Regions from separate parts of the Homo sapiens genome. Here region 2 is linked to region 1. The links are chromatin contacts, found by Hi-C or POLR2A ChIA-PET in ENCODE. All regions are on one chromosome and are shown on one strand. Each heading gives the region's core, a stretch centred on a gene start or an enhancer-like site at or near the end of the contact. The rest is flanking DNA. Distances are from core to core; before and after follow the strand shown. Region 1 holds the start of EMC3-AS1 (EMC3 antisense RNA 1). Region 2 overlaps TADA3 (transcriptional adaptor 3).

Evidence for each region. Hi-C counts contacts between places; a loop is a spot of excess contacts on that map. ChIA-PET counts read pairs that join two places held with the same protein, here RNA polymerase II (POLR2A). Pooled maps may share reads with other maps.
Region 2: a loop to region 1 is called in a pooled map, with 5 times the contacts of the local background. The contact joins the enhancer-like site here to the promoter of EMC3-AS1 in region 1. A Hi-C loop is called at or near these places in 5 of 50 pooled maps. POLR2A ChIA-PET finds 5 or more read pairs at or near these places in 9 of 52 experiments (B cell, CD4-positive, alpha-beta T cell, CD8-positive, alpha-beta memory T cell and 6 more).

What each region holds. Positions count from the first base shown.
Region 1 is chr3:9,983,999-9,988,142 of GRCh38, forward strand. EMC3-AS1 (EMC3 antisense RNA 1) reads left to right here and starts at 2,895. Exons shown (of 3, transcript NR_103821.1): 1 at 2,895-3,266. EMC3 (ER membrane protein complex subunit 3) reads right to left here and starts at 2,843. Exons shown (of 8, transcript NM_001394674.1): 1 at 2,509-2,843. The coding sequence starts at 2,663. RefSeq lists enhancers at 2,661-3,308, 2,773-2,932, 3,193-3,412.
Region 2 is chr3:9,776,503-9,781,306 of GRCh38, forward strand. TADA3 (transcriptional adaptor 3) reads right to left here. Exons shown (of 9, transcript NM_006354.5): 9 at 3,465-4,047. The coding sequence ends at 3,855. It also overlaps a transcript of OGG1 not described here. Among named protein-coding and RNA genes, the nearest start is that of CAMK1, 9.0 kb to the left of the region's middle. RefSeq lists an enhancer at 1,643-1,937. Within about 2 kb of position 3,394, at least 18 of the 41 ENCODE cell types and tissues checked have a DNase peak (open chromatin) inside an H3K27ac peak, as active enhancers do; they include B cell, CD4-positive, alpha-beta T cell and OCI-LY7, where a contact is called at or near this core.

The DNA.
Region 1 (4,144 bases), core at 1,645-4,144:
TACAGGTGCCAGAAAATGCTAAATGTCTGAGCTTTCCCCACTTCGCACTTTTCTACAGCCCTTCTTTCTGTGGTAAATACACTTTTTTTTTTTTTTTTAAATGAGATGGAGTCTCGCTCTGTCGCCAGGCTGGAGTGCAGTGGCATGATCTCGGCTCACCGCAACCTCTGCCTCCCGGATTCAAGCGATTCTCCTGCCTCAGCCTCCCGAGTAGCTGGGACTACAGGCACGTGCCATCACGCCCAGCTAATTTTTGTATTTTTAGTAGAGATGGGGTTTCACCATGTTGGCCAGGATGGTCTCAATCTCTTGACCTCATGATCTGCCTGCCTCGGCCTCTCAAAGTGTTGGGATTACAGGCGTAAGCCACCACACCCGGCCAGTAAGTTGACTTCTTTTCTGTTTTTTTGAGACAGAGTCTTGCTCTGTCACCCAGGTTGAAGTGCAGTGGCGCGATCTTGGCTCACTGCAAGCTCCGCCTCCTGGGTTCAAGCAATTCCACTGCCTCAGCCTCCCGAGTAGCTGGGACTACAGGCGCCCAGCATACCACGCTCAGCTAATTTTTTGTATTTTTAGTAGAGACGGGGTTTCACCATGTTAGCCAGGATGGTCTCGATCTCCTGACCTCGTGATCCGTCCGCCTCGGCCTCCCAAAGTGCTGGGAGTACAGGCATGAGCCACCATGCCCGGCCAGTAAGCTGACTTCTTAAGGTTCGCTCCAGGGTGGGGTGCTGGCTCTGGTCAGTTCTGAAACTAATGCTACAGAAAGATAAAGTGATCGCTGTAGTATAGTGGAAAAAGCCCAATACCCAGAAGGCTTGGTGTGAAGTCCTAAATGTCACCCTGTGTGACGCTGTAACGCACCTGGCACTCTTCTCAACGAACGGGTGGGATGGAACTTGTTAAAGCCTCTGTTTCTATAAAATGAGACAATATGTACCTCATAGAGTTGCTTTGAAGTTTTAAATAAGTTAATGAATGTAAGTACTTCACATAGTACCTGATATAGAGTAAATGGTTATTATTCTTCTTGGCATAATTGGGAAGAACTAACTGAAAATGTTACAGTAGTGCTTCCTAAACTTCAGTCACTCTCATGCCATGTTAGAATTTTTGTCCAACGCTTGTATCATTACATATTTAATACTTTTTATATATCAACTTTTTTCCCATCTATATGATTTTAAAGGAATCTTTAAATTACCAGCAAATGGAAATCCAGTATTGTCACAAAAAAGAAAGTAACTTAAGTACAGTAGAAACAAAACAACATTATTAAATTTTAACTAGACACTGTTACCTGTGAAAAGTTCTTAGCCTGAGGCTTACTCTCTTTATTAAAACGAGAAATTAATGTGAGAGAGAGGTGCTAAAGATATAGTAGCACTTACCTGAGATGATTTCTGAAAGTAATCAGAACTGACTGAAAATTGCTTGTTTTTCTAAGAGACAAGGTCTCGTTATGTTGCCCAGGCTGGTCTCCCACAATCCTCCTGCCTCAGCATCCCAAGTTGCTGGGAGAAAACTATTACTTTAATATGAGGGGCTACATGTCTAGATAACCACCTATAATCATCTCAAATTCCTTTATCTGTATATAAATATTGCAACGAGGGGCTGGTTGCCATGGCTCACACCTGTAATCCCAGCACTTTGGGAGGCCAAGGCAGGTGGATCACCTGAGGTCGAGTTCGAGAACAGCCTGGCCAAGATGGTGAAACCCTGTCTCTACTAAAAATACAAAAATTAGTCAGGTGTGGTGGTGCGGGCCTGTAATCCCAGCTACTCGGGGGGCTGAGGCAAGAGAATCGCTTGAACCCGGGAGGCGTAGACTGCAGTGAGCTGAGATGACGCCACCGCACTCCAGCCTGGGCAACGAGAGCGAAACTCCGTCTCAAAAATAAGCAAATAAATAGATAAATAAATAAATACTGCAATGAAATATGTGAGGAAGTTGCCTCCACTCTAGTGGGGGGAAATAATTACAATTCCTTACATCTCTAATGGCAGTTTTACAGACTGCAAAGCGCTTTGGTACTTGGCATCTCAGCTGACAGTCCCACCAGGCCCGACGCCTGGAACAGTAATTTGGTAGAATGCAGATTATCACACTCACTTGACTGGATGTTACAAAGACTAAACGCTGTAACGCACCTGGCACTCTTCTCAACGGAAGGGTGGGATGGAATAGTTCATAGGTAAACCCACCGAGGGTCGGCGACTAACCTAAAGGATTAACAGTACTGTTTTTTTCAACACTCAATACGTCCTAGATCCTGTGCTAAGGGACTTACAGACATCACCTAATTTGATTCCTACCTGTCTATGAAGCAGGTACTGTTATCATCCCCATTTCACAGAGGACAAAAGTGAAACACAGAGGTAACGGGTAAGGTCACCCTGTCAGAGGGGGCGCGACGTGAACCTAGGCAAATTGACACAACTCCTGCACTTTTTTGCCCAAGGTCACGGCGGTGTGAGGTAGGCTGGAGAAGGGAGGGCGCTGACCTGTCAGATACTTGTTCCTGGGTGAGCTTCTTGTCGCTCTGCAGCAGGATGGACACGTAGTGGCGGATCATGCCTACGAAGAAAGTGATGATAACGATGGGTAGGACCACCCAGAGGCGGATGTTGGAGTCGAGCAACAGTTCTGGCCCTGCCATCTTCACTGAAAGCTGGTTCCCAGTCTGGAATGGGCGAGCTTCTCTTCTCCGGGGCACAGTTGCTTCTCTTCGGCTTCGCCTCCGGGCCTTCTCAAGCCCCTTTGCCCGTGTACCCCAGAACTCTCCTGCGACTGTGAGCCGAGCTTACTGCCTTCAGCTGGGCTGCCTGGTCTTCCACTTCCGGCGCGAACGTTGACGTCACGTCGTGGCGCACCTCAGTGGCGTCAGAGCGGCGTCGGGCCTGGCGGGAAAGTGGAAAACTATCGGCGGTGGCCCAGGCTCGGTGGCTCACTCCTGGAATCCCAGCACTTTGGGAGGCCAAGGTGGGGGGATCACGAGGTCAGGGGATCGAGACCATCCTGGCTAACAGGTGAAACCCTGTCTCTACTAAAAATACAAAAAAATTAGCCAGGCGTGGTGGAGGCGCCTGTAGTCGCAGCTACTCGGGAGGCTGAGGCAGGAGAATGGCGTGAACCCAGGAGGCGGAGCCTGCAGTGAGCCGAGATTGCTGCACTGCACTCCAGCCTGGGCGACAGAGGAAGACTCCGTCTCAAAAAAAAAAAAAAAAAAAGAAAGAAAACTACAGGCGGGGACGGCTTCTCGGTGAGTAAATGGAGCAGTGGTCGTAGTCTCTCGAGGCCCCGCTCCCCTGCGACCTAATCTCTTAAGTCCGGGCCGCGGTCGGCGTTCTTCTCTGGGGCTCCGCGCCCCAAGCCTCGGCTTCCTCATCTGCCCTGAGATGGGATAGTCCCCACAGGTACCTTTCTGCGTCGTTAAAATGAGGAAATGAGAAAGGCTTTTACCCTCACCCCCTTCCCGATGAACTAGTCCAGGCAGTCGGCCTCATCTCACGTCTGTTGGGCTTCTCGGGAAGCCAAATGGTATCGCACGTGTTAAAGGCGGGTGTCTGGAAGCCGAAAGTCCTGACTAACTGAGAATGTTGACTAATCCGGATAGCATTGAGAAGAGGAAATGGAGCTATTCAACAGATTCATTGATCTATATAAGCTGCTATAAGTTACATTTACTCTTTCTGTGTAGTACCTCACAGAATTCTGAAATTTTGGATATGACATTCTACGACATTGCATTTAGCTATTCTCACAACTCTATTTTTCAAAATGTCCAACGTTTAAAATTTTTTCTTCCTCAGTCTTTCAGGAGATTGTCATGGTTGAGAGACTGGACTGTACCTACCCACTATGAATGAGCAGAACACCATAGCTAATATTAACTTTCTGCAGGTAATCTCTGAGCTTCGGGAGAAGTTGGATCCTGCAGCATTGTGTTTTGCCATCACTGTTGCAGGCTTTCCAAGTAAAGTTAAAAAGTAAAGGACAAGCAAGGTAAAGAGCTCATGGATAATTGCCACCCTTTTCCTCACATAGGATGTCACAGTTCTCTGACATCCCACAGTCAGAGTTGGAGCTTAATACTTACAACTACAAATAATGGTACTATTATGATATTTACATCTAGTA
Region 2 (4,804 bases), core at 2,144-4,643, 210 kb before region 1:
CCTCAGCCTCCTGAGTAGCTGGGACTACAGGTGCCCGCCACCACGCCCGGCTAATTTGTTGTATTTTTAGTAGCGAAGGGGTTTCACCATGTTAGCCAGGATAGTCTCGATCTCCTGACCTCGTGATCCGCCCGCCTCGGCCTCCCAAAGTGCTGGGATTACAGGCGTGAGCCACCGTGCCCGGCCTGCAGTCTTCTTATTGCTCTTGCGGCCTAGTGTTTTGATTGTCTGTCTAGTGTGTCCCCATTTCTGGAGCCTTAGTCACCTCCATAGCTCTCAGCCATGGTGACAGGGTCACTGAATGAGGGAACAAAAGTATAATGAAGAAGTGGAGGTGTGTGGATGGAGTGAATAAGTGAATAGGGTAATTAGGTAGGTGAAGAGAAGAAATGGGGAGTTTATTGATACCTAAACGAGTGAGTTACAGTCCACTGGACTTGGTTCTTTCCATTGAGTCCTGAGCCCCAGGCCAAGAAATAAATTTACTCCCCGACCACATTTCCACAAAGCTCCTGCCATCACTTTCTTTTCAGCAGGAGCCAACTGGGACCCAGAGCACTTGGTGCCCAGAGTACTCAGGAGCAGACAGGGGCTGGGGACCCACTGTGGGTCAGAGCTCACCCTCCCCGTTCTCACTCACCCTGGTGTTGCTGAAAGTCAGCTGTAAGGCATTTGGAACTCTGGGGAGACCATGATGTGCAAGACAGATGCTTTCTAGGGCCAAGACACAAAAGGCTTTGCCTCCAAACTAGTGATAAGGAATCAGAATTGTTTTGAATTAAATTTGGAGACTTGAGGTACTGGAACTAATCCGCCCTCCTCATGACAACCCAGCTTCCTCCACACTCATAAAGGAGGCATCTTTTGGCTCCAGCAGACACTGATATGATTGTAAGAACTCTGCCAGGGATGGTGCTACCTGGGGGCAGCAACTATTCCTGCATCAAGGCTGCATGGCCTCAGCAAGGCACAGCATCTCTTTGAGTCTCTGTGTCATCTGCAGGCTGGAATATTACTCTCCTTGGAGGTGCATGGTAAGCATCAGATAGGAGGGGTGGGTAAAGGGCCTGGCACAGTGCCAGGCAGATAGTAGGTATGCAACAGAGAACAGCTAGAGTGCTCATGACTGATCCTTGAAAGTTAAGTTTCTTCTCTGGTGAACCAGGCCCAGTCGGTCTTCTAGGGTTCTTCTTTCTATTTATATCTGTCTTCCTTCTTTCACAATTCCATCCAATTTTGGGATGTCAGCTCTCATCCCACCTCCTCCACAAAACTGTCTCTGTTCTTGGAACTCTCTACCAACAACGCCCACCATACTTATGGTGTGGCCCAGTGAACATGGAAGTGAGTGGTTAAGAGGAGGGGGGTCTTCAAGCAGAGCTGCCATATATGGCTGCACAGGTTGGGCACTGCCCAAGTATAGGGAGTACCATTCACATACACTGTAATGGGAGTGGGGCCCCAGTGAGTTGTAATGAAGAGGCTCTCTCTGTAAGCCAAATGGCCTGAGTTTGAATGTTGGCTCAACCACTCAATTGCTTGACAAAGCAAGGTATGTAACCTCCTAAGCCTCAGTTTCCTCATCTGTAAATGGGATGTTATTATGGGGTAGCTGATACCTACCCCATAATATTAGGTAGTTGAATGAGTTCAGAACAATGCCTGGTGCATACTAACATTTACTGAGCCCTTCATTGCATTATCATTATGATTAGAGTTGGTTTCTCATCATTGCATGTGTGGGTGTCTTTTCTCTCTGAGAAGGCTGTGAGCAACCTGGGGACAATGAGTCACTGAGAAATTGCAGCAGCTTGGCCCAGCACCTAGTGGGAGGCAGGGCCTCATGCTGTCCTCTCTCTCAGGATCCTACTTCATCTTTCTTTTTGCCAAAATTCACTTGTAATAGGCCTTTTTTAGTTACAAATCACAAAACTCTAAAGCAAACTAGTTTAAGCCAAAAGAAGCCTTTGTGGGCTGATATATGTGGGAAGTCTAAGGGAGGATCCGGTGGCTTCAAGAATAGCTGGATGCAGCACTTCTCCATCTCCTGGCTCTGCTTTTCTGAGCTGGCTTTATTCTCAAGCAGGTTTTTCCCCATGGGAGGAGAGCAGGTCACTGGGGTAGACTGAGTTTATAGTCTATGGCTTATGGTCCAACAAGAAGTGGAACTCTCCTCTCAGCATCCACAGAGCAATCTTATGGAGGGCCTCGAGTGACCCAGCTTGGGTTACATGCCTGCTTCTGGGACTAATCATTGTGGCTAGAGGGATTGGCACTTGACTGGCCAAGCTGGGGTCATGTGTGCACCCTAGTTTGGCAGTTGGACAAGAACCATGTGTGATGGGGAAGGAACATTTCTCCAACAGAGAGGTGCTGGGTATACGAGAATGTTGGCCATGTTCGCCCTCCTTCTTTATGGCTCAGTTCATAGGTCACTTCCTTAGGGAATCTTACCCTCCCTTCTCTCCTGCGTGGACCTCAACCTTCCCACAGTAAATTGCAAATTATTCCCTGATTCTCTCAGACCAGTCTGGGAACAACTTGAGGCAGGTACCAGAGCATATTTATTCATCTGTGTCCCTTAGGCCAAGCTTCCTGCCCCAGCTGTGGAAGAGACGTTGTCGGTGGTCTATCTAGCACTCACTTCCCTGTTTCCTACTCAGATCTTGTTGGGTTTTACTCTCTCTCCACCACCTTGATGGAGTAGCAAACTCCACTCTGACTGGCATAAAGCCATTACAGTCTCCTTTGCCACAGTGACTGAGGAATGGGCATGTGAGACTGAGTTTGGGCCACTGAAACATGATGGTATCTGGGAAAAGGCTTCTTGCTTCTGTAGATGGGCCATGGAAGCCCGCTGGCTCCGGCTCCCTCCTGTGCTGGATGTAAATGAGGAAGCATCTGGCCCCAACTGCTCCACTGCCACACTACAGCCAGAGAAGGACTCACCTTAGGCAGAGGTCGACACTGTGGAGGGCAGTGTGGTGACCCCTAAGAAACCTGGACCCTTGGGGGAGGGGGGAGGGAAAGCATTAGGAGATATACCTAATGTAAATGACGAGTTAATGGGTGCAGCACACCAACATGGCACATGTATACATATGTAACAAACCTGCACGTTGTACACATGTACCCTAGAACTTAAATTAAAAAAAAAAGAAACCTGGACCCTTGATGACCCTGAAGAATTGCTAGATTGGCTAACCGTGAAGGCCACTCTGTCCCAGGACTGCCCATCCTGCAGCCAACACATTTCCTTACTGTGAATCCACTTTGAGCTGGGGGGGCATTGTTACGTGCAGCCACAAGTATCCTCAGAAAGAGGTACTCAGAAAGTTCTCCCTGACTGAATGCCATGGGTTAGTGGCCATGGGCTGAGAGCCACCAAGCATACCCCCCACAAACCTTACCACCCACACTGGTTCCTTCCTCCCCACTGTAACAGACATTCAAAGACTGGATGCTTTTTTTGAAAAACCACAGCAGTCACTTTATTCTTAAGTTTGCACTTTACAAAACCACAAGGGAGAAGTCCTTGAAGGGGAGACAGGGGTAGGGGATTAGGGAGTGGGGGATGGTAAAGAGGGGAAGAGGAAGACCCAGAAACGAAGTCCCCTCCAACCCCATCTCGGGGACCAAGCAGAGACTAGGCCTCAGGCTAGCCCAGCAGGGCTTCCTGTGTCCTGGTTGTACAGAGCTAGGCCAAAAGACCTCAGGGGAAGGGCCACGGCCCTCTAGAGACTGCCGCCATTTGAGGGACAGCCACAGGCCAATGTTTCCTGTGCCCAAAGAAGGAAGTGGGCCTCCCTTCCCCTCCCCTAGGCCAGATAATCAGCCTGAGGCAGGGGTGAGGGCTACCCATCCAGCAGCTTCAGGATGCTCTCACGCTCCTTCAGAGTCTTCCAGGCCTGGTCCTTTTCTTTCTTGGTGGGAGTCCGCTTCTTCTGCCGGGCAGCCATGATCTTGCGAAAGGCGTCCATGACCTCGTTGTCAGCCATGCGCACCCGCTGCCTCAGCTCCTGCCGGCTCACCTCCTCCTTTGCCAGCCTGTGGGGACCAGCCAGCCAGGTGCCAGGGTCAGCCCACCTCCAGAGAACAACCCCTCCCTCTTCAAGACCGAGCCTACCCACCAGCCCAGGCTGGCATGCCTGTGGATTGTGTCATACAGTCGTGACCAAAAAGCAGTTACTGACCTACACTTACATGGCACTATCTTAAGCTCCTGAAAAATATTAACTCATGTTGATCACGGGGGAGGCTGTGCACATGTGGGGACAGGGAGATACGGGAATTCTCTGTACCTTTCTCTCAATTTTGTTGTGAACTTAAAACTGCTCTAGAAGAATAAAGTCTTGGCTGCACATGGGGGTTCACATCTGCAGTCCCAGCACTTTGGGAGCCCAAGGCAGAAGGATCACTTGAGCCCAGGAGTTCGAGACCAGTCTGAGCAACATAGTGAGACTGTCTCTACAAAAAATTTAAAAAATTAGCTGGGTGTGGTAGTGCACACCTGTAGTCCCAACTCCAAGGGAGCTGAGGATTGCTTGAGGCCAGGAGTTCAAGGTTACAGTGAACTATGATCATGCCACTACACTCCAGTCTGGGCAACAGAGCGTGACTGTGTCTTCAAAAAAAAAAAGGTCTTAAAAATATACACAGTAGGCTGGGCAAAGTAGCTCATGCCTGTAATCCCAGCGCTTTGGGAGATGGAGGCAGGAAGATCACTTGAAGCCAGGAGTTGAGACCAACCTCGGCAACAGAGTAAGACCCTGTCTCTAAAATATATATATATATACATACACAC